6 separate regions of the Homo sapiens genome follow, and regions 1, 2, 4, 5 and 6 are each linked to region 3. Evidence: chromatin loops called from intact Hi-C (ENCODE). Cell type or tissue: dorsolateral prefrontal cortex. All regions are shown on one strand. Links, peaks and the distances in the headings refer to the core of each region. The heading gives the core; the rest is flanking DNA. Region 1 overlaps DIP2C (disco interacting protein 2 homolog C). Region 2 overlaps DIP2C (disco interacting protein 2 homolog C). Region 3 overlaps DIP2C (disco interacting protein 2 homolog C). Region 4 overlaps DIP2C (disco interacting protein 2 homolog C). Region 5 overlaps LARP4B (La ribonucleoprotein 4B). Region 6 has its middle 100 kb from the start of DIP2C.

Region 1 (5,020 bases), core at 373-4,372, 58 kb before region 3:
TGGCACTTGTCAGGATCTGGCACCTTGACTCACTTCTACAGATTTAAGATGTTTACGTATCAATTACAATGGCTCAACTGTATAAAAGCTGGTATCAGTTATGGATCAATTCCCTTATTTCTCTCTTGGGCCACACTTCCTGCTTCTGCAGAACATATCACTTGGCTGCAACACACAATGTTGACATTGAAAATAAAAAAGACTGTATAAAAATGATGCAGAGAATTCTTCTGAAAGGCCACTGGGACACACACTTTGTTGGTGATCAGCTGTCTACTAGCAGCAGCAAGAGAGACAGAGCTCCACGCATGAGCAGCCACAGCACCTGGGTCTGTGACCCACACCAAGACCCCCAGGGTGACGACAGGCCAACCAACAGCCTTGGAAAGTACACTTCCTTCCCAGAAGAGCTTCCCAAGAGAAAACAGAAACACTGATAATTGCAGGCATTTCCATGACTGGTCTGGAACAATGAAACCACTCACCTCCAACAAGGAACACATCTTGTTTCAACTGAGGCAACTAAAAAGACGAAGGAAATAGCACAAAAGCCAGGTTGGTTCTGTCACTTACACACACACAGACATGTACAGGTCTGTATGTGCGTACATGTATGTATATGTCCATATGTGTGGGTATAAAATATACTGTCTATGCCTCAATAACGGCATCGTCTAAATTCAGCCTGTGAGTTCCTCAGGGCCAGGGAGGGAGTCTCAAAGCCCATCTCTGCAGCACCGGGCTGTGCTCCCCAGCCCCTGCCTGTGGGCGGTGACTGGTGAAGCAACAAACCCTCCCAGCCCTGTTCCTTCTACACCACATCCGGAACAGGCGTACGTACACCTGGTATAGAAAGCTCCCACAGCCTGAACAGATCATTCGATTCTAAGTCAGGTTAACCTAATCTCTGCAGTGCAGTCCTACAAACAGATTTTCAAAAAGTTACCAAACCACCACCTCAAACCTCAACACTTTGTCTACTTGGAAAGAGGACGTGGGACTGGGATTTACTCGGCCACCAAAACACTCACAGGGTATTATCCTATCGCCCTTCAGTGCCCAGAATAATCATGTGGTCTCTCGCAGTAAAAACAAAACCACAACCACCGCAACCCAGCTTTTCTTCAAGTTGTAGGGAGTTTTACAGCCTCTTTCTATGTGGTCTTTCTTTTTGCCCCAAACTGGATATTCTTTTTACTTTCTCCTTATTTCCTGACTATAATTTAATCAATGTAATTAAAGTGCTTGTGTTAGAAGCAATTTTACTTAAAAAGAATTGAAAGAACTACATCAAAATATTAACAGTAGCCATTTCAGGATGACAAGATGACAACGTATTGTTTTTTGTTCATTCTCTTCAACATTTGCGAAGTTTTCTGCCTTGAGTGTAACCACTTTTGCCATCAGAGGTTACATATAGTGCTTGATGGAATGAGGCCATAGAGCACACACACCACCCTCTAACACAAAGCAATCATGTGGGGAAGGATGGAGACACAGGAAAGGTACATCTTGAAGAAATGCGGGTTTTTTTCCATAAAGGCAAAAGACATTTTAAGAAATGTTTGCACCATACACAAGTCTGCTACATTTGGTCAAAAAACTGAGAAAACAGTAACAGAAGAATACTTCTGCCCACAAGGAGACCAGCACACCCAGCTCAGGGCGACACAAGGAGACCAGCACACCCAGCTCGGGGCGACTCCAGACGAGGACAGAGAGTGGTTTCCTCACAGCTGACCCACAGGATCGGGTAACACGAGCAGGAGGGAAGCATGGGGACCACAAAGATGTCAGACTGTGGACTGCACAGCAGAAGACAGCAACACAAACCAGTGGAGTCACTAAAAACAATTGCAAAAAGATGTCTACATTCTGCTTTAACCGGAAATCAGTGGCACAGTGACACTTCAAAACATCCATAAACAGCACCCTGAAGATTCCGTCAGACTCTACATGGAACAATGTTAAGGCAAATAATGATAACGGGATAGCGCTAAGGGGTCTTCTCAGTGCAGACCCTTAGAGCGCGCACTAACCCCATCATCAAAACACGGCAAACACGTGGAAAAAGGACAACCTGCCCAGGGGTGAAGAGCAGCTTCTGAAGCACGCAGTGTAATTATGAGTGACTAAAGTGAGTCAGAATCTACCTCCATGTGCTAAGTTGTTGCTGTGTTTAATAATCCCAGTCCAACTCAAAATATCCAAGCCAGAAAGGAGCATCCGGCCACTAACATCTACAATAGCGATTAAATGGACAGCGCTTTGTCGAAAGACCTTTCACAACGTGACACCTAGAGGGAAGCGAAGCAACCAAGCCACGATGGCCCCCTGGTTCCTCTCGCTGCTCCTCCTGGGTCCTCAGCACAGCCGGGTGGCTCTGCTGGTGCCCTCCTGCAGAGAAAACACCACACACCGCTACTGAGGAGGTCTCTTATGACATCCAGCTTAAAAGGCCGCATGTCCACTGGCCAGTGGCCCAAATCCCACAGGTGAGGCGAGAGAAGAGGGATAGACTTGACCACAGGGCACGGGGCAGGATGGACCCATCTCCCTTGAGAGCCAACGCCAGCGGATCACCGGGAGGCCTGGCCAGTCTGAGGCCCCAGTGCGAGGAAGGGGGCAGTGTTGGATTAACACACAGTGCTGGAAAGGGTATGAGCTGAGAACAAAGACGTTTACAGAGCTCTGCATAAAACCCAGATCACTGTGAGAAGAGCTCATAAGATGAAGAACTTTTAGGAAAATATAACATGGGTAAACAGGTTGCTACAAAACAAATATTCCCTTGAAAACACAATATCCTTTTCATAAAATGAGCTGATAAATGAAATCTAGCAGCTGTGCAGCATCAGAAATCCATTACAGCATCTGATCAAGCGTCCTCCAAAGCCTTAATTACAAATGCCCTGAATACAGTTTTACCCGGCCACATGAATGAGACACCAGATGAGAGGCCGTGGAATGGAAACAATGAGAAACAGAAATCTCTCGGGTGAAGGTACCAGGCAGGATTGCAGCGGAGTCAACAGACATGTGTGCAAACATCACGAGAGTAACAAGATTTGCTGGTCATGCTGGACATACAGTGTCAAAGACTCCAGCAAATGCCTGAAATACAAATGCTTAAAACGATAGGAGAAAATAATCTGGAGGCTCAGCAGTCAGGACAGAGGGCAGTGATTGTCTAGTATTTTTAAGTATCTTTGAGGAAGAGCACTGAAAGTGGTCAAGGATACTTCCACTTAGGGAGAGGCTAGGAAGTGACGGCTTAAAATTTCACGTAAATGGAAGATGATTCTAGTTTGGGATCCTAAAGCAGCATTAACGTGTTATCAAAGCAAAGAGAAAAGAAGCAGATGCATAAATACTGAATGAGAAAGGAATGAGGGAATGTAACAGGTACAGCTGGACTCAGGGCTGTCAGGGCAAACACAGCACAGGGGCTCCAAGGAGACCACGCTGCCTGCAGCCATCTCAGGCAGGGAGGGATATTGCTGGAGAAGCTCCTACAAAGCTGTCGGAGCTGGGGGTGAGCTGCTGGCTGCCATGCAACACAGAGGCCAGAGACCCCAGCAGCAGCAGGACCTGCTAGAGCCTCTGTGCACAGCCCTGAGACTAAGAAGTGAAACCACTGTCCTCACATGCCTCTGTCACACTTCACAAACACAACTCAACAGAATTTGCAGGACTCAGATCCATGGTTTCTGAAGAAGGCAATAAAGGGTGAATTTGGAGCTGAGAGGCAATAAATTGATAGAGGTGCATTTGGTGACTCCAAAAGAGGCAGATCTTTCTCGTTTTTTCTGCTGTGGCTGCTAACAGTTCATTCCCTTTAGGCCTTTCACTCTAAGAACCCAGAAGCACCCATCTATTAAGAGAAGGGCTTATTCAGGATCAGCTTCATGCAGCATTGAATAAATCACTATTGCTAGTGAAGAGTTTGTTGGTACTACTTACATTTATAGTGTTAGATAAATTGGTTAACTAAAATACATTTAACAGCGTTTCTTAAAGTACTAAAAAGGGATAAAATACTAAAAATACTAAAAAGGGATAAAGTACTAAAAAGGGGATAAAAATGTCAGCACCCCTCAAACCCCTCAGAGAAAGAGGTAGTATACAAATGCACCCTGTATGCTTGATGTCATTATTGCAATGAGATATTCAGGGATAAAAGCATCAGCACCTATCAAACCCCTCAGAGAAAGAGGTAGTATACAAATGCACCATCTATGCTTGATGTCATTATTGCAATGAGATATTCGGGGATAAAAACATCAGCACCCTTCGAACCCCTCAGAGAAAGAGGTAGTATACAAATGCACCATCTATGCTTGATGTCATTATTGCAATGAGATACTCAGGGATAAAAACATCAGCACCCCTCAGAGAAAGAGGTAGTATACAAACGCACCCTCTATGCTCGATGTCATTATTGCAATGAGATATTCGGGGGATAAAAACATGAGCACCCCTGGAACCCTCAGAGAAAGAGGTAGTATACAAATGCGCCCTTTATGCTTGAAGTCATTATTGCTGTTACTAGTATTCTAGATTACTATGTATATCCACAGCTTTAAATCTTTAGAAAAACCCATACCCTTCACTTCCATCTTTTGAAGTCATAAATCACAATCCATTTCCTAGAGCTCCTGCCATTTGCACCAAGCTCACAGCATTACACAGTGAGCACACACACAGCCTGGGGCTGCTGTCCAATGGCAAAGACAACCATGAGTCAACAGAAGAGAATGTTCCTCCAAGGTAGATACGTGGCTTCACAGCAGCAGAGCAGGAAGACGTAGGTTCGGGAGCCAGGCCGCACCGGTTCAAACCCCAGCTCCTCTGTGACCTTGGGCAAGTTGCTTAACCTATTTGCACCCCCATTTCCCTGGGTGCAAATCAGGAACAGTGAGTCCCTGCCTGAGGAGTGGCCCATGAGGAGTAAATGAGATGAAAACACTCTGCAGTGAGTCCCTGCCTGAGGGGAGACCGTGAGGAATAAATGAGATGA
Region 2 (5,020 bases), core at 345-4,344, 100 kb after region 3:
CTGACTTGCTGGTTTACTGTTAAATGCATGTAAAATTTTAAGGGATCCGGCCCCCCTCCCAGTGGGTGTGCACGTTGAGCTGGCTGCAGCAGTGATGAACGCTGACCACGTTCTTTCCTGCAGTTTTGCTTCAAGCAGAGCATCCCACACCCAGGAAGAGGTCACAGGACAGCATGGCCCAAGGTCTAGGACCGTTCTAAGGAGAGCTACAGGCTGACTGCCTCGTCTGCAAAAAACAGTCACTCATTTCAGGGGAAATTACCAGAGTTCATAACATGTGAATTTTTAAAATTCAGATTTCTAATTTCATCCCATTAGAACTTTTGAAGAACAGATGTGCACCTGCTCCAAGCCAGTGAGAGGACGCTCGGACAGTCCCTTACAGGTCCTCGGCCTCCGCCTCCCACCTAGAAAACGTCAGCTAGAGCCGATCACAGTGCAGTGCGATTTTCTATAAATAATGTGCACGCCTGCATCTGAGCTGAGATGTGAATGTCTGGAACGTGCCTGCCAGGCCCGGGAGGAACTGCAGCAGCTGTGGACACAAGCCCACTAAGGAATCCGATTTGGAGGGAACTCAAGGCACCTAAAACTGGTTCCACTGGTTTTTCTTGGCAAGGCTTGACCAGGCAAACAACTGCATTCGTCTCCACCCTGGAAATATGCGATTCCTTACCTCTCAATAATTGTCACTGTTTCTAATTCATGGTAATTGGGATGGGGACTTAACAGCAGGTAATTAGAGCAATTGCAGAATTTGCTACTGAATTACAATGGCAGATTCCTGAGAATGGAAGAACTGTTGCCCAGGAATGGAGTTCAACAGATCCTCTCCACACCCTGGTAAACATGGCATTTCGCACACCTGCTTTGGTCCCCCAGCCACCCTCCTGATCTCAACAGGTCTTCCCTGTGCCCCGGGAAACATGGCGTTTCCACACACCCCTGCTTTGGTTCCCCGGCCACCCTCCTGATCTCGGCCATCTGATGGCATCACTCCCCACAGCTGGAAACACCTGACCTCTTGTCACCCTCCCATCTGCCCTGCCTTCCTCCAGCCCAGGATATTCAGGGATACCCACATACAGGACCAGGAAACCAGGCATTATCCTAAACCAGTGCCTGCATTCAACGTCCTCCATGGCAGGACAGTCACCAACAGCCAACGCTCCCAGAACCTTCCACCTCAAAACAGGCACACATCTGGATTCAAGCTGACAACGCTGCATTCTCTTTGCCATGCACACATGGAGGCATGTCAGGTTCCACCTAAAAGGTATCACTGGGTTCCACGGTGGCTAGGAGCCCAAGCCGAGTCACACTTGGTGATCTCAATTCACCATCCACACAGAGAAGCCTGCAGTTTTCCTCCAGTGTATGGTGTGGATGATGGGTGCATTTCCCCTGGAGACTCGGAGACGGGAGCCTGGCCAAGGAGGCCAGAGTCACCCCAGCCCCCGCCAGGCCTGGACATGCACCTCTTTGTCTGCACACAGTACCCAAGTCTAACAGTGCCGGCTCTGTGGTGGGATCCGTCTCGGCCTGCAGAGGACCCGGGGCACAGGAACCATGCAGCCTGGCTGCAGCCAGAGGCCTAAGGGATCCCCCCACGAGGCTCTCCAGCCAAGGTGCCCTCACCACAGGCACAGCCGTGCAAGAGAACTGCCTGCTGAACTGGAAACGTCCCAATCTGCTCGGCCGACACAAAGACAACAGCCACCTACAGCTGCTGAGCCCCGAAACATGGCCACTGGGCCTGAAGGGCTGAGTCTTGAATGTGATCCATAAAGTTCCTTTCAAGTGTGTTTAGCTGTGTAATCAAATCTTTATTCTAATGAAATTTAAAGGAGCCTCTGGCTACGGGCTCCCTTGCCGGGTATCGCGGCTCCAGGGAGTAGGTATGGGAAGGAGAGGCCCAGAGCCTCTCTGCATTCTCCACACTGATCCAACACGTCATCATAAGGAAAAGCACTCCAGCAGGAGAGGTGTGCATGGGAAGAACTGGGTTGGCCCTGACACAAGCGTGACCCCCATGGCATCACAGTTGCCTCAGCCAAGAGACAAGAGACAATGACACCCAGCTGGACAGGCCACCAGATGTGATGACACAGCCGAAGCGCTGGTCCCACGCCAGCCAGAAACCACCAGCTGCTCGTCCCATGTGAAACAGGCAGCGCTGTCCCAAGCCCTCATTAAGAAAGGAGAATTAAGGAAGCAATTCCCGTGATTCCCACGACACACGTGACACTTCTCGGAGAGAGACACAGGCTTCACTGTGAAAGTGCAGAGGACGGTGCGGTCCCTAGGCGGGCTGCTTCTCCCAACGATCGGGGAAGAAATGAGATCTGTTTCCCTGTAGGAAAATCATTTGTACCGTGATTAGACAGAAGACAGAAGGTGGCTGATGTTATCAAATCACCAAGCACTGCATGGCTGCTTCTGCAAGGAGGGCCTGGAAACTCGCAGCCACCCGCATAGGGGCCACGGTGTTTACAATGGAGACACAGGTGACTATGAGGTCTGGCTTCCTCAGGGACGCTAAATTTGAACTTTCGCCACTGAGGAATCAGTCATTTACAGTCACTCACCCTCAATGCAGAAGAGGGCTCAAGACACTGCACCAGACTTCAACTCTCAGGGTTAGGGTCAGAGTCATCAAATTCACCAGTTTTACAAAACGTCTATTTACTTCGGATGCCAGAAGAGATGTAGGTTCATATACACACACACACCCGCCCCACACACACACACAGGGTTTGCTTAGCCTCTTCACCAGCGCATTTCACCGACAGATGACACATCCATGCCTCATCCATGGCAACACAGAAACCCACTTGGAAGACAGCCACTCCCACCAAGCTTCTTGACTTTAGTGTTTAAAATCTGCGTCTCATGCGTGAGATTACACTCCTCCAAACAGACATTGCGCCTGTGTCACTTCACCCAAAAGGGCTTTAGGAAACGACACGCAGCCCAGATGCCAGAGTTTGCCGGCCGTCTTACTCTAGCCTGATTCCTTTGTGCCTGTAGGGAGGCTCCACAGATACAGCCCGCTCACATTAATGACCACATGAGAAGCTCAGACCATAGACAAACTCAGTGCTGCATTTTTCCACATTTATCACCCTTTTGTTTTATCCTGAAGACGCTGAGAAAGGCTGGGGCAGATCTCCTCCTTGAGTGTAATGACTCCAGGCACTTCTCTTCACCCAGGTCATCCCTCAGTCACACACACTTGAGAAACAAAAGCAATTCTGTTCTCTTCACTCTGGGTTCCAAGTACTAAATTCCTCGATTTTATCAATTAGATTATCAAGCAGCCGTTTGTAATCTGGACCGCAATCCGATACAAAATTTAAAGCTAATTTAGGTGGCAGTAATAGCTCCTATTTACGTTACAGACAAGCATGAATGAAAACTTTAATCTGTGTTTATTGTCCATAGGACCCATTTTGTAAACAAACCAATTATTCAAGCAAGGATTGTCTTCAGTCAGACGCAAATTAATTTGCTTTGTTCATAAAAGATTTTCTTATTTTAGGAATTTTTAAATCCATGGTCTGCATTTCCCAAGCCTGTCTCTGCACAGCGGGACTTCCCAGGGCATCCCATCAGCGGGCCCACTGAACAGAATAAGCAGGCAGCCCCCAGACCAGGAATCAAGTCTGAGCCCCAACAGCCCCTCGCCCAGCCAGGGCTTCCTCACCAGCACAGCACCCAGAGGTCTGCCAGGTTTAATGCCACGTGTGCGTGGAGAGCAGAGTGCGGGAAGGACCACAGTGGACATTCTACAAATGCAAATTCCCTCCTGGAATAGCCCAGCAACCCTGTGTACCTTCCTCAAAGTACCCAGGCCAGGCAAGCATAGAGAGTCTAATGGGGTGCCTAGGAATCAGCATTTAACACAATTCTGATGAAAATATTTGAGAGCCACGCCCATCAGCGAGAGGCCGCCGTGGCCTCTACTCATTTGCAGGCTCTGAAAAGACAGATTCAGATAACAGGCCAGACAGGACAAGGATGGGGAGGTGGAGGGCAAATTCCATGGACCACCAACCACCCCCCATCCCCACTGAGACTCCGTGATTTAAGGAAAGAAAGCCAGGGAGGGACTGAGATTTCACATAAAATGCGTAGCACATGGCTAAGGGCCAAGGTTAGGCAAGCCAGGAGCACACAACGGGGTTCACAGGCCCAGAGGTGCCCCCACACCCAGACCCCATGCAGACCTCCCAGGCACTGCCTCTGTGCCTCCCGCCTGACTTATTTCCTGCCCCCCGCCCCTACTGTGTTGGTATCTCAGCCGCCCCCTGAAATACACGACCTCCGCCCCCCACTACCGCACATGCCTCTCTACAAACTTGGGGGACTGCAAATAGCAGCGGGGTAAGAGCTGGGCTCTAGGGCCAACGTCCTGGCTGAGACACTAGTTCCACCCCACTCAGCTGTGATGTGAGCCCCTGAGATTTCTCAAATGTGAGATGGGAATGGTAACTGAACCCACTTCCCAGGGTGGCTGTGGAGACTGAGACCACACATGGCCATATCACGGCATCCAGCACACGTGGGACCCTAGCCGTGTTGCCCTTGATGGGAATCCTTCTATGCACCCTCTGCCACCAGGGCCAACTCCCAACAGTAGCTGTGGAGGGTGTGTCCTCTATTCCCACTCCACCCACCTCCCATTGCTCCACGCAGTGACCTGCCACGTAGCGGCCACCAGCAAACCCAGCCCCACTGTCCAGGCTCCTGTGGATACCACCCCCCCACCCCCACCCCTGCTTGGGGCGTCTTCCACTTGCGGTTCCGAAGGAGGCTGAGAAACCACCCTCAAGGGCGCTCACCTGCTCCTTGTTGCACGTAATGACCTGCCACACAGGGCAACCAGCAAACCCAGCTCCACCATCCAGGCTCTGGTGGGTAACCGCCCCCCCAGCCCCAGGTGTCTGGGAGGCTCAAAAACTGCCCTCCAAGGGCACTCATCTGTTCCTTATTGCACTAATACCTCGTTTACAGAAAT
Region 3 (5,020 bases), core at 602-4,601:
CCCTCACGCCACAGAGGAGCTCGTGCAGCCAGGCTTTCTGGCTCACCACCGCGATTCAGTCACTTACACCCTCATTCCAGGCTGAAAATCTCTTCTGAAAATATCCAAATCTTACCCATGTCAGGCTCCATCTTTTCCCCAGAGCCCCTCACCCACTCCAGAGCAGCATCTCCGGTGCCCGTGCAGCCTGGGCGCAGATCCACAGGCTCAGAGTGCCCAGGCCCTCAGCCCCTCCATGTGTGCCCTTACTCCCTTGCTCCCCAGCGTTAATGCCCCCATCCTCGATTTCCTGGTAGGCAAAAGGGGGTTAATTCTAACAGTGCTTACCTAACTGGATAATTTCATACCGCATCCGGCCCAGCATACTGCCTTGATAAATGACAGGTCCTGCTGCACTGTTACCATTGTGCTGGTTCCGGATTTCCTGTGAGCCGCTAAGCTCTTCGCAGCAAAGACCACTCAATGGTCTGGTCCAGGACTCTCTGGGATGGATGGATGGGTGAGTGGCTGATGGACAAGTGTGATGCTGAATGGGATCATGCAAAGCTGGCCCCACGTATTTTGGTCAACGTAAGAAAAAAGCCTCCCATGTTTGCTTGCTGCCACCCTAACCGCAGCGTCCAGAAGAAGCCACTTAAAGGCAACTGTACCGCACATACAGGAGATGGCGAGACGAGACTGGCTGGAGATGGGAAGTTGTGTACTACTGATCAGGGCTGCATGACCCAAAAAAGGCATCACTCGAAAACACGGCTGTTCCAACAGCAGTGCTGGAAGGCGGCCACTCTGACCCGACCGTCCACCTCCAGGGTCAGCCACCTGGCACCTCTTGGATGTCTCATCCTGGGCACCCCTTCACAGAGTAAATGAGCCTTTTAACTTCAGCCTGTCCTCGCTAGAACACTGACTCCCACCTCCCATGTCCTGAACCGGCCTGTTCCAGGGACTGCTGTGGACAGACGAGCAGGCCCAAGATATCTAGTGGCATTTCCTGGCAAGGACACTCACGATGCTTGACCATACAACTAGGGGTCGATTGGTTTTTTAGACTGACTGTAATTCCCTGGTGGCACGCGTGGATACTGATTCACCCGGGGAGGGGCATAGAGGAGACTGAAGGAAAACCCGTCCTAACCGCGCCAGGTATTCCCGCACGCACCGATATCTTCAGACTTCTGCAGCATCCTCCTCCTACAGACAAACTGAAGCTCAGAGACACTAAGGAGCTTGTCCAAGACCAGCAACAAGTATGTGAGCAGCTGGGATTCAACCAGGTCCTTCCCTGGATCCATCCGCGCTGCTCCCCCTCCCACCCCGAGGCAGCTCCAGATGGACACAGCAGGTCGGAACATCCCACACCCCAAAGACAGACTACGGAGCAGAGCCGGCTTCCGCAGCGGAAACTCACACACAGCCCATTCCCATTCTTGCCGAATATCTCAGGGACTCTGTGCGGTAAGGGCTGCAGGTGTGACCTCACTCTGCGCCAGGAGATCCGGGTGGTAGGCAGTGTTTTGGAGGGTGCTCGTCCAGACGAGAGAGAGGCATCTAAGGGGGCTCATAAGCAGATCCATGAGACACAGGACACCTCAGAGAAGGGCCGACAAACCCCACAAAGTCGCTCCCATCCTGGAGAGCAGCTTGGAGAGGACGGGGCGCCGCAGTCTCCTCCCAGCCCACGCTTCGGCATGGAGAGCAGCTTGGAGAGGACAGGGCCGCCGCAGTCTCCTCCCAACCCACGCTTCAGATGGGTCTCGCTGCAGCCTGTGGTGCTCATCAGGCTAAGCAGCAAGAGGAAGCTTCCCAGGGCAGGAGTTCTCCTTTCACAGCAAAAGTGGCACAGGCAATGCAGCAGGGCTACTTCAGCCCAGGGCTCAGGAACCACGGGGTGCAGCGCGGCCTGCAGCAAACCAGACACATCAGAAGCCAAGGTCCCACTTTAACATTCAGTGACATCGAACGGAGGGAGTTATCTGTAGCAATCGCCTTCCTGGGGGACCCGTACAACACGCATGACCACTGAAACTGACTGAGTCCCTTCTAGGTCCTGGGGGCTACCCCACTTTACACTCATTGGTTCCATTCACAAATCTATGTGGGGCAGTTGTTAGCCCCAGTTTAGAGATGAGGAAAATGCTGCTTGGAGAAACTAAATGATAAAACCAGACTTCAACACACCTTGCCGTCTCCAAGACCCCTGCTCTGTGTCCTAGGGTCTCAGGGGCTGGGTATTCGGCATTTTAAGTGACTAATCATAGGCAGTTTTCTTCTCTCCTGCACCTATATTTAGCCTGAACGTGCACGTACATGCTCAGCTGCAGGTGCACTGCCGTATGTGGACCAGCAACGCTCTTTCCCGCCTGGGGTTCTCGTGACCACCTTCCGGAAAGCTCTCGCCTGCTTTACAGCCGTGCCAGGCAGGCCTGGGCAGCCGCACAGTGAAATTACTGCAGGGTCAGAGCCAAGTGCTGGCTGAGATTTTAACAGCGAAGACAGCAGAGCAATGGGGATAAGCTGAACAAAACTCTATTGCAGCACAGACGGAAATCTAGAAGCAAAAGAAGCTGACACCCCTGAGAGAGCAGCTGACTGCATCTCACTGTGACGTTAACAGCAGCCTGCTGTTTCCAGCGCCTCCGTGTGCCGGGGTTTCCAGTCAGCATTTGTGTTTATCTGCTCTTGAGCTGCCTGATCAAACCTCCGTAAAGATCAGGGATATCTAAATTGACCCAATATCTGCATGCTGGCTGCTCAGAGCTGGTGGTGTGGGACAGCCAGGACATCACTTAGTCATACGGGGGCACAAACATGTCACTTGCCACTCATGTCTTTATCTCATTAAAACCTATTTTCTCCTGAATATTGACCACAGCAAAGTCTATTAGCCTTCGAGATGCAGTTGAAACATCGACGTGCTTTGTTCAAGAGGTTTAAGACACACGTAAGTCTTTCTTGCCATGCTCAATACACACAGCCGTTTCTGAAGTCGGTGTTTCTGGAACAAAAGCCTTGGCCTGCCCCAGTGAACATTCACGCTGAACACACTGTCGCGATGCTGCTTGGCCAGCCAGCAGGGGGCAGGAGAGAGCAGCAGGTGCCAGCGTGGAGTTCCTGCAAACTCGCCTCAATCAAGGGCGGTGTGTCCTGCCAATCCAGCGGCTTCCTCCAAGGGGAAGCGGCCTCTTCAGCTGCCACAGCACTGATTTCAGGCGGCTCAGCCAATGGGGCAACAGATTCAACAGAGTTCCATGTCGTTAAAGGAAAACTTCTGTTACCAGGCAACCTTAATATCAGATTCAACGTAAAATAACCAACAAGATTGTTTCCAAACCAAGGTGCTACTAGTGCCTTATCCTTCAATGCTGCTTAAACACGGAGAAGTATGAGGAAAAAAGAACATAGCATTTACTTCTTAAAAAATAACACGTCTTCCAGGTTCATTTTACCCATAAAGACTTAGAACTGTGGCTTCCCTAGAGGAACGTGGTGGGAGGTGGATCCCGACACTGACCCAGCCTCCCCCCACAAGTCAGTCACCCCTCCACGGGGTTCACACCTCTCCAGGCCCTGTCACCTCAACAATGAAGGGTGGCGGCTCCGAGCTCTCTTCACAGGGAGCACCGAACAGGAGCTAGAGAGAGACACAGACACACCCACAACCGCTTAAAAATCCTGAAATGCAATACATATTTAAGGACTTCATTATTAGTTTTTCAAAACTGTAAGAACAAAGTGAGCCTGGCTTTAACCTGTGTGACACGATAACACCGTGTATATCTGTCCTTTACTGTCTGTTCCTTCTCCAGCTGCTGCTGCCTGGCTGGCCGACTGCGGGAGAAGAGCCTCTGGTACTCCCGGGAGGCCCTCGGTAAAAGCGTGAGCACCACAATCACCTCTCAGGACACCGCACACGTTAGGGTCGCCCACAGACGGCCGTTCCCAGTGCCTTCTTACAAAGGCATGAACGGGCCTCCTGCTCTTTGTAAATGTCAACCTTCCTAAGCAATGTCGTGTTGACAATTTTTAACTGCAGTCCACCTATACTTCTTTGTTTCTGTCTTGTTTTTATCCTAGAGGCATATTATTATGGAAAATTAAATTTGCAAGGTTGAAGCGTTTTTTAAAGTTGACTTCTAATCCTGGAAGGGAAAAAAATGGGCCAGATGTGGTGCTCACACCTGTAATCCCAGCAGTTTGGGAGGCTGAGGCAGGCAGATTGCTTGAGCCCAGGAGCTCAAGACCAGCCTGGGAAACATGGCAAAACCCTGTCTCTACTAAAAATAAAAAATAAAAATAAAAATAAAAAATTAGCTGGGCGTGGTGATATGTATCTAGTCCCAGCTACTCAGGGTGCTGAGGTGGGAGGATCACCTGAGAGGTGATCACCCAGGAGGTGAAGGCTGCAGTCAGCCAAGATTTGCGTTGCTGCACTCCAGCCTGGGCGACAGAGTGAGACCCCATCTCAAAAAACAAAAAGCAAAAACAACTGTATACATCATTATAGAAAGGAGCTGGCCGGGCAGTGGCTCACGCCTGGAATCCCAGCACTTTGGAAGGTCGGGGTGGGCAGATCACCTGAGGTCAGGAGTTTGAGACCAGCCTGGCCAATATGGCAAAACCCCATCTCTAATAAAAACACAAAAATTAGCCAGGCATGATGGTGGGTGCCTGTAATCCCAGCTACTAGGGAGGCTGAGGGAGGAGAATCACTTCAGCCTGGGAGGTGGAAGTTGCAGTGAGCCGAGATTGCGCCACTGTACTCCACTCCAGCCTGGGTGACAACAGCGAGACCCCACTTCAGGAAAAAAAAAAAAAAAAAAAAAAGGGAGCTAATGTTTTTCATTTAAGGGAAGGGAGAAGAACATTCAGTATTTATACATCTCACGCACACATCTGCAGTGGGGCCCTAAAGTATTCAAGATACACATTCCTACAAATATAGCTCAAAACTACTCACCAAGTTTCATGCTAAAAGCACATGCATTTTAAGAGTGCTACATTATATTTTTTAAGCATCTGT
Region 4 (5,020 bases), core at 585-4,584, 120 kb before region 3:
CTTCGGGGACATCTTGTGGTGCTTTTCACACAGATGCTGCTTGCTCAAGTAAAGCCCTAATCAGTCACTTTAATGTGAATCTGAACATCACATTAGCAAACGTCCCGACTCTTGAAGGGACACAGGTGAGGGGCAGAGGTGGGGCGACATCAGCTTCTGCAGCAGGAAGGCGGCTCTGCTGAGCCAGGAAGTGCCGGGCCGAGGCAGGAGAACACGCGTGACTGTCACAAGACGGAGGAACGGCTGAGGCCAGTCGCTCATGGCTGTGGGTGGAATGCTGACCTCAGGCCAGGAGCCAACCTTTCGCTAAACCCTGCCCTGGTAGTGTCCGCCCGTGATTTAATCCCCCAAATGATAAAATCATACACATAAGAAGATCCCAAAAAATAAGGAAGAGACTGAAAACCACAGGAGCAGCAGGCCTGGGAGGATGCGGCTGCTATTCAGCCAAGGTGAGGCTGGGCCTGCTGCTCCTCCGCACGTGTAGAGTGCCCCCCGCGGCCCCGTCAGACGCCAGCCCTCAGCACAGCTCTGCCCAGCCCTGGCCAGTGTGCTCAGAACAGCACTTAACCATGTCTCACCCTACACACCCATGTGGGAGGCAGCCCAGTGGAGTCTTCAACACACATACGTGCCCAGGTACACACGCGCCCAGGTACACACGCGCACACACTCACATACACACACACACACTTAACACTCTCACACGCGCCCATGCACACACGCGGATGCGCACACTCAGCGCACACACACACACACGCCCACGCACACACACGTCCCCACACAATACACAGACACTCAACACTCACACACACGTGCCCACACACAGGCGCGCACACACACTCAACAAAGAAAGGGACCAGACAGATGGACCCTGCACACAGCACCTGAAGCAAAGGGCTGCGGGTCCTCAGTGGGCCTCACGACCTCTGCCGGTGACCCAAGGACGGGACCCGGCTGCACCTGGACTAGTGGCTTTCCTGACTCACAGGCCTCAGTCCTCTGTCCTTGGAAAGGTGGCGTCGGCCTCAGTCTGGCTGGATCTGAGGCCAACTCCGGGAAACAGGTGCTACATCTCAGGAAAGTGAATAAAAAGAATCCTCCCAGGATGCATTCAGAAAACTAGGTTCTCATCAGGGTCTTTATTCGAAGACACTTCTAGCGGCTGTAGGACTGGCAGATGGAAGCAATATTAGGATTCACATACTTAACTACACGAATATGCTCATCTGACCTCACTTTGACTTGCACCATAGCCAACAGATTCTTTCAGTTAAAAATAAGAAAAGTTCTCTAAGACCAATAAGCTGCTACTTTCTAAAGGCACACTTCTGAAAGGATGGCACCCAAATGGCCAACAGGTCCATGAAAAGGTGCTCCACATCACTAATCATCAGGGAAACGCAAATTAAAACCACAGGGAAGCCAGGCGCGATGGCTCAGGCCTGTAATCCCAGCACTTTGGGTGGCCACGGCAGGCAGATCAGTGGAGGTCAGGAGTTCAAGACCAGCCTGGCCAGCATGGCTAAACCCCAATCTCTACTAAAAATATAAAGATTAGCCAGGTGCCATGGTACGCGCCTGTAATCCCAGCTACTCAGGAGGCTGAGGCAGGAGAATAGCTTGAACCCGGGAAGCGGAGGTTGCAGTGAGCAGAGATTGCGTCACTGCACTCCAGCCTGGGTGACAGAGCGAGACTCCGTCTCAAAAAAAAAAAAAAAAAAGAAAAAAAAAGAAAAAGAAAAAGGAAAAGGAAAAAAAAAAAAAACAACCCACAAGGAGACATCACCTCACATTTCTTGCACTGGTTACAACGTGTTTATCAAAAAGAGGAAAAATACCCGTTGATGAGGATGCAGAGAAAAGAAAACCCTTGCACGCTATTGGTGGGAATGCAAATTAGCACAGCCATTATGGAAAATGGTATGGAGATTTCTCAAAAACCTAAATATAGAACTACCATATGATCCAGCAATCTTGCTACTGGGTATTGGGCCAAAGGAACTGAAATTGATCAGGAATCCAGATTATCGGCATCCCTACATTCACTGGAGTGTTATCCACAAGGGTCAAGAAGACAAATCAACCACAGTGCCCAAAGACCCACGAATGGATGCAGAGCAGGCAGAGCCGGCACACTGGGCGCTATTCAGCCTTCAGCGAGGAGGGAAGCCGGGCCTGTGCTGAACCGGAAGGACATTACGTCACACAGTGGGCGCTATTCAGCCTTCAGGGAGGAGGGAAGCCTGCTCTGTGCTGAACTGGAAGGACATTATGGCACACAGTGGGTGCTATTCAGCCTTCAGCGAGGAGGGAACCCTGCCGTGTGCTGAACCAGGAGGACATTACATCACACAGTGGGTGCTATTCAGCCTTCAGCGAGGAGGGAAGTCTGCCGTGTGCTGAACCGGAAGGACATTATGCCACACAGTGGGCGCTATTCAGCCTTCAGGGAGGAGGGAAGCCTGCTCTGTGCTGAACCAAAGGACATTACGTCACATAGTGGGCGCTATTCAGCCTTCAGACAGGAGGGAAGGTGACCGTATGCTGAACAGGAAGGACATTATGCCACACAGTGGGCGCTATTCAGCCTTCAGGGAGGAGGGAAGCCTGCCACATGCTGAACCGGAAGGACGCTAGGCCACACAGTGGGCGCTATTCAGCCTTCAGGGAGGAGGGAAGCCTGCCACATGCTGAACAGGAAGGACGCTAGGCCACACAGTGGGCGCTATTCAGCCTTCAGGGAGGAGGGAAGCCTGCTCTGTGCTGAACCGAAGGACATTACCTCACACAGTGGGCGCTATTCAGCCTTCAGACAGGAGGGAAGGTGACCGTATGCTGAACAGGAAGGACACTGTGCCACACAGTGGGCACTATTCAGCCGTCAGTGAGGAGGGAAGCCTGCCGTATGCTGAACCAGGACATTAGGCTGCCGGAAATAAGCCAGGCACAGAAAGACCAAGGCTACATGAGCTCATTTACACGTGGCATTTAGCAGTGAATAGAATGGTGACCACGAGGGCTGGGGGGGAGGGAGGAGTTGGGGGGAGGGAGGAGTTGGGGGAGGGAGGAGATGGGGGGGAGGGAGGACATGGGGAGATGTTGGTCAGAAGAGACAAAGCCTCAGATTGGAGGAAGAGGTTTTGAGATCTATTGCAGAGCAGGGTAACTATAATAAATGAAAATGTAATCTACATTTCAAAATAACCAAGAGTATATTCCAAATGTCTTACCATAAAAAATGAGAGGTAAGCAAGGTGACAGATATGTTAATCAGTTTGATAAACATTCCACGTCGTATGCATATATCAGAACATCACACTCTACCCCATAAATGTATATAATTATAACTTGTCAGTTAAAATAATATTTAAAAAGTAAAATCAAGTCACGGTGTCTTTAGACCTGAGAGGCTCGGCCTCAGGGGAGGGTCTCTGTACTTCACCTGTGAAATCACTTGTGGCTTCCCTAGCATTCTATCCCATGACCACTGGTTGGCACAGTAAAGGTTTCTAAATGCCTTGTTAAGGTCTGTGCGTTCTCCACAGCTTTCTGCAAAGCCTGAGGCATCTGTAGGCAAAGTCACCTCAGGGTTATATTGGCACAGAGAGGGCAAGACAGGAATGTCAGCCCTTTCTTCTGAGAGGGGTTTTGGTGCTTGGTGATAAAACCATAGCCACAGAGGGCCCCTCCCTATGTCCTGGAGGTGAGGGACAGGCAGGGGATCTTTCCTGTCCCCGTGTCCTCATCACATGCACAGGTTACAGTCACTGACACGTAAGTCCCCAGGGACCTCCCAGCGTGAGAAGTCCTGGCCTCCTGAAATGTCCCCACACTGTTCTCCTGCTATGCTCCCTGCCCTCGGACCACAGAGAGTCCCCCCGAGATGCCCCTCATCCCCATGTGGACCCTGCCCTGTGCACAGTGAACGTGCAGCCTCTACTCGGGTACAAGGGGCTCTCAGCTGAGGGGGACTGTTGGGTCCTCCTGTGGGAGAGGAAAACTGTCCTCTTCCTCCATCATCACTGCCACAGCTTCCCAGCCACGTGGCCTTGGAAAGATTTCTGATTTGTTCAAAACGTACGGTTTATGTCTCTACTACCATTCAAAGGTACTTAATTCATTATTTCAAAGCATCTTAAATGTGTTACAGTGAAACGTTTCATGGCTGAAATAAATGCCACCTTGGTATTTGGAGCTATGCCTAGGATTTGAGATAATAGGATGGCATTTCTGCCAACCTGAGAGCAGCACTCCAACATGCTCAGGAAAACCACCTCCCCCCTTTATCCAAATCATTTTCCTCTACAAACCAGCCTGGACTGGAGGACACCAGGCTATACACTTTAACATGGATAAATACAAATTATTAAAGTGAAGAAAAGAATAATTGTTACGAATAACAATGATAAATGTTTTGTGTCTGGTTATTGAACCATCACCATATGCTCATGCCTACAAGTTCCTGCAAATCATCATTTCACTGTCGCTTAGAGACCTCAGAGCATGTCCAGAGAGCCCCTAACCATGGACATGAACATCAGCTGAAGAGAAGCCTTGTAAACTCCTCACTAGATCCCAGGACTGGGGTTAACTATAGTACTGAGGCTGTCATGTAAGCATGACTGGAGTCCTCCAGTCCTTCCACTTTTCTCACCTGTTGTGAAGACCATGGGACCCAGGGGATGAGAAAGCACCTCACGGGAAGTCTGAGCTGTCTGATGCACACGTGGAGTGCTGGCTGCAAATCCGGTGGGGGGGGGGGAAACTGGCTGCAAATCCGGTGGGGGGGAAACTGGCATTCTCCCATAGCAGCTACCACAGACTCCCCTGCCTCTGCCAGACACGAGCATACTCAGGAGGCCAAGCATGAACCTCCTGGCTTTGTACATAGGAAATGAAAATAGCAATCATCTTTCCTGTTTCCAAAAGGAACCCCGTGTTCTCTCCCTTCCCATCCAAGGGGAAGTTTGAAATGCAACCATGTAACTGGCACAGACTCTGAAGAGATACCCACGTG
Region 5 (5,020 bases), core at 228-4,227, 300 kb after region 3:
AGCAGTTGACTTGGATCGGAAACGGCTTGTGCCCAAGCAGGCCCAGCAACACACGTGGTCCTTCTTCAGTTGGTTCAATCCAATGCTTTAGAGAAACACGGGATTTTAGCATTATTAAAAGATGTGGATATAGCAAGGAATGGAATACAACAACTTCAGACTTTGGTGGGTGGAGGCGGAATACGTAAACCTCTGACAGCCATGAGGAGACCGAGCCCTGGCTCTCTTGTGGGACCTGCTGACCCCAGCAGAGCCCTGCAGACAATCCACAGATACACGGTGGTCACTTCCATCCAGGGAGTTCTGGCAGGGTTTGTTATGTGGCAACAGCAAGTCAATACCTCATCCTAGTTCTTCCCAGGGCAGTGCTGTGCACAGAGAAGACACAAAATATACTTCGAGTTAATACACATTTACCGAGTATCTGCTAATTTGCAGATGGCGTGCTAAGGACAAGGGAGAGGCTGGTGATCCAGATGGCATAATTCCTGCCCTCAGGGAGCACAGTTAATCATACTTTGATGAGTTCTATGAAGGAAATTCTCAGCAACACAGGATGACGGGTGAGTTAAATGCTATGGTGTTAGGACAGAAAGGGAAATAGGCAGTGTAGAATAGAGACCCTAGAGACCCCAGGTGGAGATCCATGCACACGTGGGAAGTCTGCAAGTAACAGAAGCAGCACTGCAGACCAGTGGAGAGACAGTGAACTCACTGGTGATACTGGAAAAAGAAACTTTCCACATGGCATAAAGTAAAACTGGGTTCCTGCCTAAGCACGCACACCACACACACGATTAGGCCCAGCTGGATTAAAAGCGTGTGTGTGTGTGTGTGCGTGTGCACGCACACACACACACACACGCACACATACACACACACTATTAACTTTATGACCCTGGAGTAGGGAAAGGCTTCTTAAGCAAGTCCAAGACACTCAACAAAGGAGAAGATTGATAGATTTTACTACACAATAATTAAACACCGTAAAAGATACTATTCTAAATAAAGAGTTAAGACAAATGGTAGATTGAAAGAAAATATTTGTAACATATATGACAAAGGATTAATAGCCTTAACAGATCAAGAATATTAATTCCATCAGAAAAAGAGTAAAAATGGGAAGACGACATGAAAAGGCAATGCACAGAGGAGGAAGGCAGCAACATGTTAATCAGTCCCCCATCCACTCGGTGCCTGGCACAGGAGGGGCCCCGCCTCCCGCCAGCCTCTTCCTAGTGCAGACATCACTGCTGCCTAAGGATGAGTCCATCACCATGAAGACCCAACGTTAGCTCCAAACAGCTTCATGGACACAGCTTTGGAGAGAGTGCCATTTTAACAAAATCAAAGTCCTGATACAGGAACATGTATTTTTGCAGTACATCTTGGCAGTCACAGTAATGGCTGTCTCCGCATGAGCATCTGATGTTAATGCTCACTCTGAACCACTAAAACACAAAGGGTGAGCCCCGTGTGCCACAGCCAGCCCCCACGTAGGTGAGAAGGCTTTAGGATCCAATCATATATGAGGCCCGTGTTTCTTTCTCATGCACTTATGGGAACAGACAAAAAACTATGTTTAGAAAAGATGCATTATTGAAGAAATTTTAATTTAAAAAAAATCAAAAGAAAAATTGAACAGTGCCTAAATCTTTATTTTCATAACCTACATTTTTTTTCAAATTAGACAGTTTTACACTGAATGACACAAAAGGAAACTTAAATTACCAATAGTTTACATGTAAGCTTGATTCCAGTCTTAATGAAGCAGAACAAAAACGAAACCCTCGAGGAGCGACCACATGACCCCCGCGCTGTGAGCTGCTGGCGGCCAGCGCCCTCGCCTCGATTGTCTGCAGCCCTGTAGTGGGCCGCGAGGCACGCAAGCCGCAACTACAGCTCGCCAGCGGGGCACACAGACAGGCATGCACCACCACTACCCGTCGCCCGGATACACTGAACTGGTTTTGAAGCCTGAACTGCAGAGATCCTAATATAGCAACGCAGGACGTTTACGGCCACCCGCCAGTGACAGCCGGTGATGTGATGACAGGAGGGCCTGGGTGAAAATGTCAAGACACTCACTCTCAGAGAACGACGACTCCACTTGAAATTCATGTCTGGTGAAACGGGACCAGGTTTTTATTCTTCTATTTCAAAATGATAAGCATCATCACACGATTTTACAAGTTAAAATGCCATTTGTCACTGCTGCATCTCTGATTCTATAACCTGAGATACTGCTGGGGGTAAAGGAGGGTGTTAACTTAAAAAAAAAAAAAGTATGAAAGCCACTCTCATCGCTGTATGTGACACAGCACAGTTGGCATGGACCGCCACAGCTTCCTATTATGATAACTCTCATTTTCTTCTGAGCAGAAACTCTTGAAGTAGTATCAGGTTTTTTCAGACATTATATAGCAATCTGTATTTCACCTTTAATTAAAAAGGATGCTATAAAAATCACCTCCGAGCAACGTTTCAGTTCTTGATGCAGAAGACTGCTGCTGGCTAGGCAGTAACTACAGTGTATTGACCGGAGGGCAGCAGAGCCCTCCAGTGGCGACTGGCTAATGCACGCGCTGCCCTCCTCATGCAGCTGTTGAGCTCCCACTTCGGTCGACAAAGTGAAGGACTAAGCTGGCTCTAACCACACACACACACTGCGCTGCAATGCTCACACCTTGGGGGAAAGGACTTCTCATTATTAAAAACCAAGGACTCACTGGCGGACGGGCAGGCCTTGTGTTTTGGGAATGGCTGATGGCGCCCTGGCCCTTCCGTAGCGAAGATGCAGCTCGTAGGCCCAGGCCTCGAGGTTGCCTCCCAGCTTTCTGAGTATTGAGAGTTTGGGTTTCACAGATCAATTATTTCTGATTTTTTTTTTTTTTTTGGTCAGTGAACTGACAACTACAAAAAAAAATCCCCATGTTCTTTAAAATGCATTTGAAAAACACTAGCCCTGTGGCTATTTCTCTGTATTTGAATAATGGCAACTGCTTTAAAGGAAATGGTCAAATAGGCATGTTTTCCTCTGGCAGGGTCAATCATGCTTAGCTGCAGGTGATTTAAATTAGATTACTAGTCACCTTCACTTACGATCCTGCCAGTTTTTGCTCTCTATATACTTTAAAACTCTTTCACATTAGATATGATTAGTATGCATTTACATACATTTTAAAAGAGTATGAAAACATCTGGAGGCTTTTAATAAGACTTTCCAATTCCCTTTTGCAGCAAAGAGGCAGAATCAGTTCAACACACCGATGTAAGAGAAAAAAGAAAATCTCAACAAATCAAAATAATATTCAAACCACAACATTTAGTTTATCTACATCCCGCTCAACAGCAACATTTATAATATATCAATAATCTGTATCAGAATTTTCTCTGTAGGGTACCTTTTTCATATGTTCTGATTATTTACAACTGTACAAGCGAAGCACACTCCAAGTGCACGTATTTAATACAGTATTGACTATTTGCATTTACAGGATTTTCCAACATTCTGAAAAAAGATCAACTGTTGAAGATCTTTAAGGTATATTACAAAAACTACTACTAGCTCTTGTACTACAGTATGCTTACTCAGTAAAACTAGCGACAGGAGATCCACGCAGTAACTGAGTAACTCTGACCCACTCACGCCAACCCAGGGCCGGGCTCCATGGACTCTAAGCTGTCTTATACAAAAGTTAAGGCAAAGTCATTTTCAAGTTTAAATAAAATTCAAGTCTTTAAATATTGGATGGAAATAATTTTTTCTTAAAAAAAACCCTCAGTCTTGTTAAATAACATTTTGTGGAATAAAGTGTATGGTTACATTTAGCAGGAAATATTCTTATTTTAATGTTTGCTGCTTAGAATAAAGAAAAATTTGAGGCATTTTAAAACAAAATAATTTATATTTAACTTTATTATAAACTTGCTAACTTTAGTGCATCCTTGTTCTTCAGAAGTGCAGCACTTCTGGAAGTGAATCAATGAGGCCCTCGTCTTGGAGGTAAAAGAGCAGGAACTTTATCCTCCACCAGCCAAAGAGGGGGAAAAACCACAAACACCATTCTCTCACGATTACATAACTCTTAAATCCATGTGCTGATGCAGAGGTACAGGGAGATGTCCACACGGAGCTGAAGATGTGGACTCTCTCCAACCAGAGTGCTGGGGAACACGGACAGAAATGTGCACAGAGCAGGGCCGGGGCCATCAGCTCACAGGGGTCAAAACAACATCATGGTACAACTTCTGGTAACATGTCAGTGGGCAACAAAGTGTATGTTTTCATGTAGGTTCTATTCACAATGTGCTTTGAATTTATATTACATAATAGCCACTTGAAACTGGAGTGAGAAGCTGGTTACTTGCTTGCAGTGCATCAGAACCAAGGTTTCTGGGGTGGCCCCTGCAGGTTCACTCCGCCCAGGAGATCAAAAAGGATGCGCTCTCTACATTCTTAAATGCCACAGTCCCCTACCAACGGCTTAGGTGGAAGCACAGCTCCCACATCAGCACTGATGCCCTGGCGCGGCCAGCACTGCCTCTACGAGGCCACACCTGCCTCTGCCAAGGCCACTGGCCCTCATTCATCTGCGGGGACGTTCTAGAGATATGCACTTACAGACCAGTTACTTAAAAAAAAAAAAAAAAAGCAGAGTTCCCTTAATTTAGAAAAACTCACTATATATAGCTTGCATTCAGAGCCACATGGAGGCTTAATAAAAAATACCAATTTGTTAGGATAAATGCTTTTTCTATCTTGGAAAAAAAAATCAGACTTATGCATCACCTCCAGTTAAGCACCAACCTAAAATAAGGTTTGTATTAATTAAATCCTGAAAAATCGATTTTTTTTCAAGAGGGGGAGAATCCAACTCACAGAAGAAAACCAACTTGAGGATCCCACAGGCCTCAGACACTGCAAGCTCCTAACCAGCGGCTCGCCCTCGCACTGAGTGGGAGAGTGTCTCGTTTGTGGTTAACACAGCGCTCTGCGACCCCTCCCAGACGTACGGTT
Region 6 (5,020 bases), core at 306-4,305, 280 kb after region 3:
CAGCGTCCAGACTCGAGACATCCTCCAGCCACGGGCGAAATCACAGCCATTGCTGCAAAGTTCTTGCGTCCTGTGAAAACTGGATGTGAGCCTCTCTCTGGTGGCAGCTTCTACTAGTGCTTTTTTTTTTTTTTTTTTTTTTTTTTGAGACAGAGTCTCGCTCTGTCGCCCAGGCTGGAGTGCAGTGGCGCGATCTCGGCTCACTGCAAGCTCCGCCTCCCGGGTTCAAGCGATTCTCCTGCCTCAGCCTCCCAATTAGCTGGGATTATAGGCGTGCCCTACCACGCCTGGCTAATTTTTTATATTTTTGGTAAAGACAGGGTTTCACCATGTTGGCCAGGCTGGTCTCAAACTCCTGACTTCAAGTGATTCACCTGCCTTGGTCTCCCAAAGTGCTGGGATTACAGGCGTGAGCCACCGTGCCTGGTGAGAGTTGGGTTTTAGTTTTATTTTGTTTTTCACAGATTCCGGGGGTTGAATGGCAAAGAGGCGGGAGCAGGCGGAGGTCCATATGGAAGTTCAGACTCACCCCGCAGGAGTTCTGGCTGGGAGGCTGCCAGGACAGGCAGGATGTGGGAGCCGCCCTGGGAGGCCCCTCACTCTCCCCACACTGACCTCACATCCCCGTTACGTTCCTCATCCCAGGCTGGGCCAGCCACTGGGCGCTGGACAGAGCTTAGGAAGTAGGATGGCTCCGGGTGGGTTAGAAACCAGGTGCACGGCAGAAGCCGGCCTGGAGCCGCCCACAGCCCCAGCCATCCTTGGAGGGCCCCAGCCGAAGGAGCTGGTGCAGCTGGACACAGAGACCCGCTGGTGATGGGACCGGGCCACACGCTCCTGCAGGGCCCAAGCCGAGACCCCTGGCTGGAGGGTCAGCACCCAGGGTGGCAGCAGCTGCAGGGGGTCTAGGGAAGGACCGGGAGCAGAGCCTCAGCTCGTGCTGCTGCTCCATACACAGAACGCGCTGCGCAGGGGATCCTAGGCTTCCTGGGAGTCACATTAAAAAGCAACGTGAGACGGGCGGGGTTAATTCTGACGGTGATGTGTCCTCTGACCACATATCGCTAACGCACCATCATCCTGGTGTGGACTCGGAGGAAACACCACATGGCTTCTCTTGCCAAACCACCCACGTGTGGCAGGTGGTCACCGTGGAGCACGGGGGCCCAGTGTTTCTCAGACTGAAATCACACACAGACCCTCTTTAACAGAAACGAAAGTCTTGCCACTGCCCAGGGTTTTGATTTAATGGCTACTTATGCTGTACAAACAGCTTAATAAAACTGGGCACAAGCTCTTGCTGACTTGTATTCCGCCATAAAGCCGAATAGCCGCAAATAAAACAAATGTAATTAAAAACCAACATGAACATAACTTGGTGGGTGATGTTTTGCCGAGACAGCGCTGGCTCCAGAGGCCACTCTGGGGCAGGGGGACGTCGGCTTGGCTGTCCTCTGTGCGCTCCAGCTGGGAGGCCGCTTGGCCCCGCTGGGCTCAAAGGTCCCCCTGACGGACGTGCCTTGATGTTGCCACGTTGGACGGGATTAAAGTGCTGAGGCTGCTGTGACGGGTCAGGAAGACAAACTCGGCCCAGAGCACAACTGCGAGGCACACAGCCTTCCCAGAATGGCAGCAAAACCAAACATGGCCCTGGGAGGCCGCGGGGAAGTCCTACCTTGCAGAGCTCTGCTCCGGGGCCAGGGGGCGCTGGCTGGGGCCCCTTTGCAAGGCCCATGCGCCCTTCGACACCAGCCCCCGCCACAGGCTGCGCAGGCAGATGTTGCCGCTGCGTTTCCTCGCCAGGTGTCCATGGTGCCCTGCCCAGCGCTGCAGGCTCACCCAGTGTGGACGCAGGGGGCAAGGGAGCCTCTCCTGGGTCTCTGTCGCACGCCGATGGCTGTCTATCTGGGCAGGGGGTGGGGCTGGGGCCTTCGCCACGGGTGTGTCTTTCCTTTTTGTTTCCTGACGTGGAATTCTGTTGGGATTTTTGGGGACGATGACAGTAAGAACATCAAGGAGCTGCCACTGGATGGTGGAGCCGCCTCGTCACCAGAAGATCGCTCCAGCTGGCGTGGTGTCCGTCCCCCTGTCCTCCGGGAACTTTCCAGTCTCTGGTGAGCCTGGCCACAGACGCCCTCGTGAGGCAGCACTGGCCACTGGCAGGTCTGCTGAAGCCACAACCACACGGACAGGGACGGCTGGGCCGGGCTTCTCTGGCACTGACACTGAACCTGCGCGCGTGGTTCTGGGTGCCCTGGCAGTGGCTGGATCTGCCGCATGCAGAACCCCCTCCTGGCCCAATTGTCTGCACGAGGCAACCGGGGCGTGGGGAGGTCTGAGCTCCACAGTTCAGGCCACAGCACCCGAAGATGGAGCCTGGGACCCCTTTGCCTTTCCAATACGTGATGCCAAGAATTTCCCCAAATGTCCTCGGTTTTATCCCCGAGTGCGACATGGCTAGAAAGCGGAGCAGAGGCGCTGAGGGCAGGAAGAGGAAGATGCGCCAGGCCTCCCAGGCCAAATGCCAGCCCCATGCTCCTTGTTCGCTGGGCTCCTGCACTGCCCACTCCATGCACACATCCAAGCGGGCACAGTCACTGCCCCTCACGTGCCCAGGCCCACAGCCGCCCCCTGACCTCCAGCAGGCACTGGCGAGGCAGGGCAGAGGCTGCCAGGATAGAGATCAGTGGACAGAGACCTGGAGACAACGCAGGAGGGGGCCGTGTGCCGGCCTCACTCAGGGCAGCAGTCACCGATGGGGAGGGGTGTGGCCTGCGAGGCTGAAGTCTGAGCTGCTTTGCGCCAGGCCCAGCTGCAGGGAAAGCTGTAGGGCCAGTGAGTCTCCCTGCCGGGTCTCTCCCCAGCAAGCTGTAGGGCCAGTGAGTCTCCCTGCCGGGTCTCTCCCCAGCAAGCTGGTCAGCCCTCAGCAGGAGGTCACGTCCCGGCCTCCAAACCTGTTTCTGGCAGCCACAGACCCCTAGTCAAAGGGACCTGACGAGCCCGTGGAGCAGGGCTGAAATAGCCGGCTTTGGAAAAATCCAGCTCTAAGACTGTGTGTGCACGCCTTAAAAACCATTCAGGGCTGGGCATGGCAGCTCACACCTGTAATCCCAGTGCTTCGGGAGGCTAGGAGTTCGACGGCAAGACCCTGTACTACAAAAATAATTAGCCAGGCATGGTGGTGTGCACCTGTGGTCCCAGCTGCTTAGGAGGCTGAGGTGGGAGGATCACTTGAGCCCAGGAGTTCGAGGCTGCAGTAAGCCAAGATCATGCCACTGCACTCCAGCCTGGGCAACAGAGCCTGTCTCAAAAAAAACCTTTCAGGTGGAGCTTCTAGGAAAGGTGGTCTGCAGCAGGCATCCCTGAGCTGGGCCCCCAGGCACTGTCGGGGTGACGCTTCTTACCTGGACCACCATCTGTGTCCGCTGCACTGCACTTCCCCTCCTCCAGCACCGTCATCTAAGGGTGAGGCCAGCCAGGGGCCAGGAAGAAAGAGGCCTCCAGGGGTCCTCAGAAGTATCTTCGTCCCCAAGGCGGCTCCTTCCAGGCTGGCCGCGGCATCTGTATCACCAGCCTGCGCACTAGTGTCTGTGATGAGACGCCATAGCACAGGCACTGGGGTCCAGCACATGGAGTCTCAGATGGGCTTCCTGCCTGGGTTGAAGGGTCGTTCTCTGCTAGGGACAGCCATCGGCTCCTTCTCAAAGCCTCCAAGAGATGTGTCTGTCGGCGTCTCAGCCACGCATCCCTGTCTCAGGGACTTGCCTGAGCACAGGGCCGGGCCTGGTGTCTGCAGCTCTGACAGCACCCAGGGGATGCGGATTGGGCCACACTTTGAGGAGGACTGGACTGTGACGTGCCTTTCACAGAGGAAGGAAGGACAGGCAGGAGTCGAGGCAAGGAGTCGAGACAAGGCGAGCCTGTTGCCAGCGAGTCACAGAGTTGTGCAGGGTCTGCCGCAGAGCTCCCAGTGCACTCCAACCCTGCCACCGGACCAGCTAGGCCAGACCCCCAGGGAGCCGAGCACCCCAGCTTTACAGTTTTCCCAGGTGGTTCTGAGTCACTGAGCCACAGGCAAGCCTGGAGCCAGGAACAGCTATGGAGGATCCAGATGCAGATGCACTGAAGCCCACACCTGCCCCCCAGTCCAGCCCAGTGAGTGTGCATGTGTGTGCATGTGTGCACCTGTGTGCGTGTATGTGTACCTGTGTCTCTATGTACATCTATGAGTGTGTGCATGCATGTGTATGTGTACATGTATGAGTGCGTGCATGCATTCCTGTGTCTGCCAGTGTGTGTACATGTATTTGTGCGTGTGTGCATGTATGTGTTCACATCTGTGTGTGCACATGTGTGTGCCTGTGTGTGCATGTCTGTGCCTGTGTATGCACTTATGTGTGCCTGTGTGTGCATCTACCTGGGTGTGCACGTACATGTGCCTGTGTGTGCATCTACCTGGGTGTGCACGTACGTGTGCCTGTGTGTGCATCTGAGTGAGCACAGATGTGTGCGCATCTACCTGGGTGTGCATGTATGTGTGCCTGTGTGCAGGCACCTAGTTGCCAAACAGATCACGCCGACTCACTAGTGATATGTCAACAATAAAACTGGATTGTCATCTTTGTAGAGCAGTAGTTCTCAAAGTCAGTTCTTCATCAGAAATCTAGGGGCCAGGCCTCCAGGCAGCTGTGACACAGCCAACGGCCAAGAGCTGCGGGTATTGATCAGACTGCAGGGCGTCGGTCCTCCCAAAAAGGTGGGCACAGCTTGTCCATCAGGGTTGTGGGTGCGGGGCAGCTGTGTGGGGCCCCTTCCTCTCCCACCACGACGTCTGCTCACACAGGGTCTGTGTGCCTCTCTGGGTGTTCACCTGATAATACAGACCTGGTGGCCCAGTCTTCACTCACAAGCATAGGTCCCAGGCTGCTTACCAGCATGTGAACTGGCTGTGTTGCAGTCAAATGCTCGGCCCCAGTATAGTCAGCGTTCACTGGGAAGGGTCAGGTCTTGTGAAGCCTTG

What was found. Hi-C counts contacts between places; a loop is a spot of excess contacts. Peaks named below come from ENCODE experiments on the same cell type or tissue, not always from the same donor. Only the 100,000 strongest peaks of a DNase experiment are listed, where the experiment ranks them.
Region 1: a loop joins it to region 3, with 4 times the contacts of the local background. A loop is called at or near these places in 7 of 110 quality-filtered maps.
Region 2: it touches region 3 in a loop (4-fold over the local background); 16 of 110 quality-filtered maps call a loop at or near these places.
Region 4: a loop joins it to region 3, with 2.8 times the contacts of the local background. A loop is called at or near these places in 2 of 110 quality-filtered maps.
Region 5: it touches region 3 in a loop (2.3-fold over the local background); 32 of 110 quality-filtered maps call a loop at or near these places.
Region 6: a loop joins it to region 3, with 3 times the contacts of the local background. A loop is called at or near these places in 83 of 110 quality-filtered maps.

What each region holds. Positions count from the first base shown.
Region 1 is chr10:450,330-455,349 of GRCh38, forward strand. The region is part of intron 3 of DIP2C (disco interacting protein 2 homolog C); the gene reads right to left. Among named protein-coding and RNA genes, the nearest start is that of DIP2C-AS2, 180 kb to the right of the region's middle. In dorsolateral prefrontal cortex, for the core only: a CTCF peak has its summit at 2,626; a DNase peak (open chromatin) is centred at 2,592; H3K4me3 peaks cover 483 bases; H3K27ac peaks cover 3,066 bases.
Region 2 is chr10:612,895-617,914 of GRCh38, forward strand. The region is part of intron 1 of DIP2C (disco interacting protein 2 homolog C); the gene reads right to left. Among named protein-coding and RNA genes, the nearest start is that of DIP2C-AS2, 13 kb to the right of the region's middle. In dorsolateral prefrontal cortex, for the core only: no CTCF peak of the experiment used is centred there; DNase peaks (open chromatin) are centred at 1,467 and 2,127; H3K4me3 peaks cover 1,462 bases; H3K27ac peaks cover 3,916 bases.
Region 3 is chr10:508,121-513,140 of GRCh38, forward strand. The region is part of intron 1 of DIP2C (disco interacting protein 2 homolog C); the gene reads right to left. Among named protein-coding and RNA genes, the nearest start is that of DIP2C-AS2, 120 kb to the right of the region's middle. In dorsolateral prefrontal cortex, for the core only: CTCF peaks have their summits at 3,079 (motif pointing right) and 3,295; DNase peaks (open chromatin) are centred at 1,341, 1,756, 2,501 and 3,081; H3K4me3 peaks cover 956 bases; H3K27ac peaks cover 2,653 bases.
Region 4 is chr10:392,073-397,092 of GRCh38, forward strand. The region is part of intron 10 of DIP2C (disco interacting protein 2 homolog C); the gene reads right to left. Among named protein-coding and RNA genes, the nearest start is that of DIP2C-AS2, 230 kb to the right of the region's middle. In dorsolateral prefrontal cortex, for the core only: a CTCF peak has its summit at 2,703; a DNase peak (open chromatin) is centred at 2,749; H3K4me3 peaks cover 455 bases; H3K27ac peaks cover 3,004 bases.
Region 5 is chr10:807,905-812,924 of GRCh38, forward strand. LARP4B (La ribonucleoprotein 4B) reads right to left here. Exons shown (of 18, transcript NM_015155.3): 18 at 1,593-5,020. Among named protein-coding and RNA genes, the nearest start is that of DIP2C, 120 kb to the left of the region's middle. RefSeq lists enhancers at 1,390-1,890, 1,891-2,391 and a silencer at 1,448-1,653. In dorsolateral prefrontal cortex, for the core only: a CTCF peak has its summit at 2,566 (motif pointing left); a DNase peak (open chromatin) is centred at 2,727.
Region 6 is chr10:787,471-792,490 of GRCh38, forward strand. No RefSeq gene overlaps it. Among named protein-coding and RNA genes, the nearest start is that of DIP2C, 100 kb to the left of the region's middle. RefSeq lists enhancers at 208-1,129, 1,425-1,569 and a cis regulatory region at 1,491-1,504. In dorsolateral prefrontal cortex, for the core only: a CTCF peak has its summit at 2,150; DNase peaks (open chromatin) are centred at 931 and 2,141; H3K4me3 peaks cover 1,016 bases; H3K27ac peaks cover 990 bases.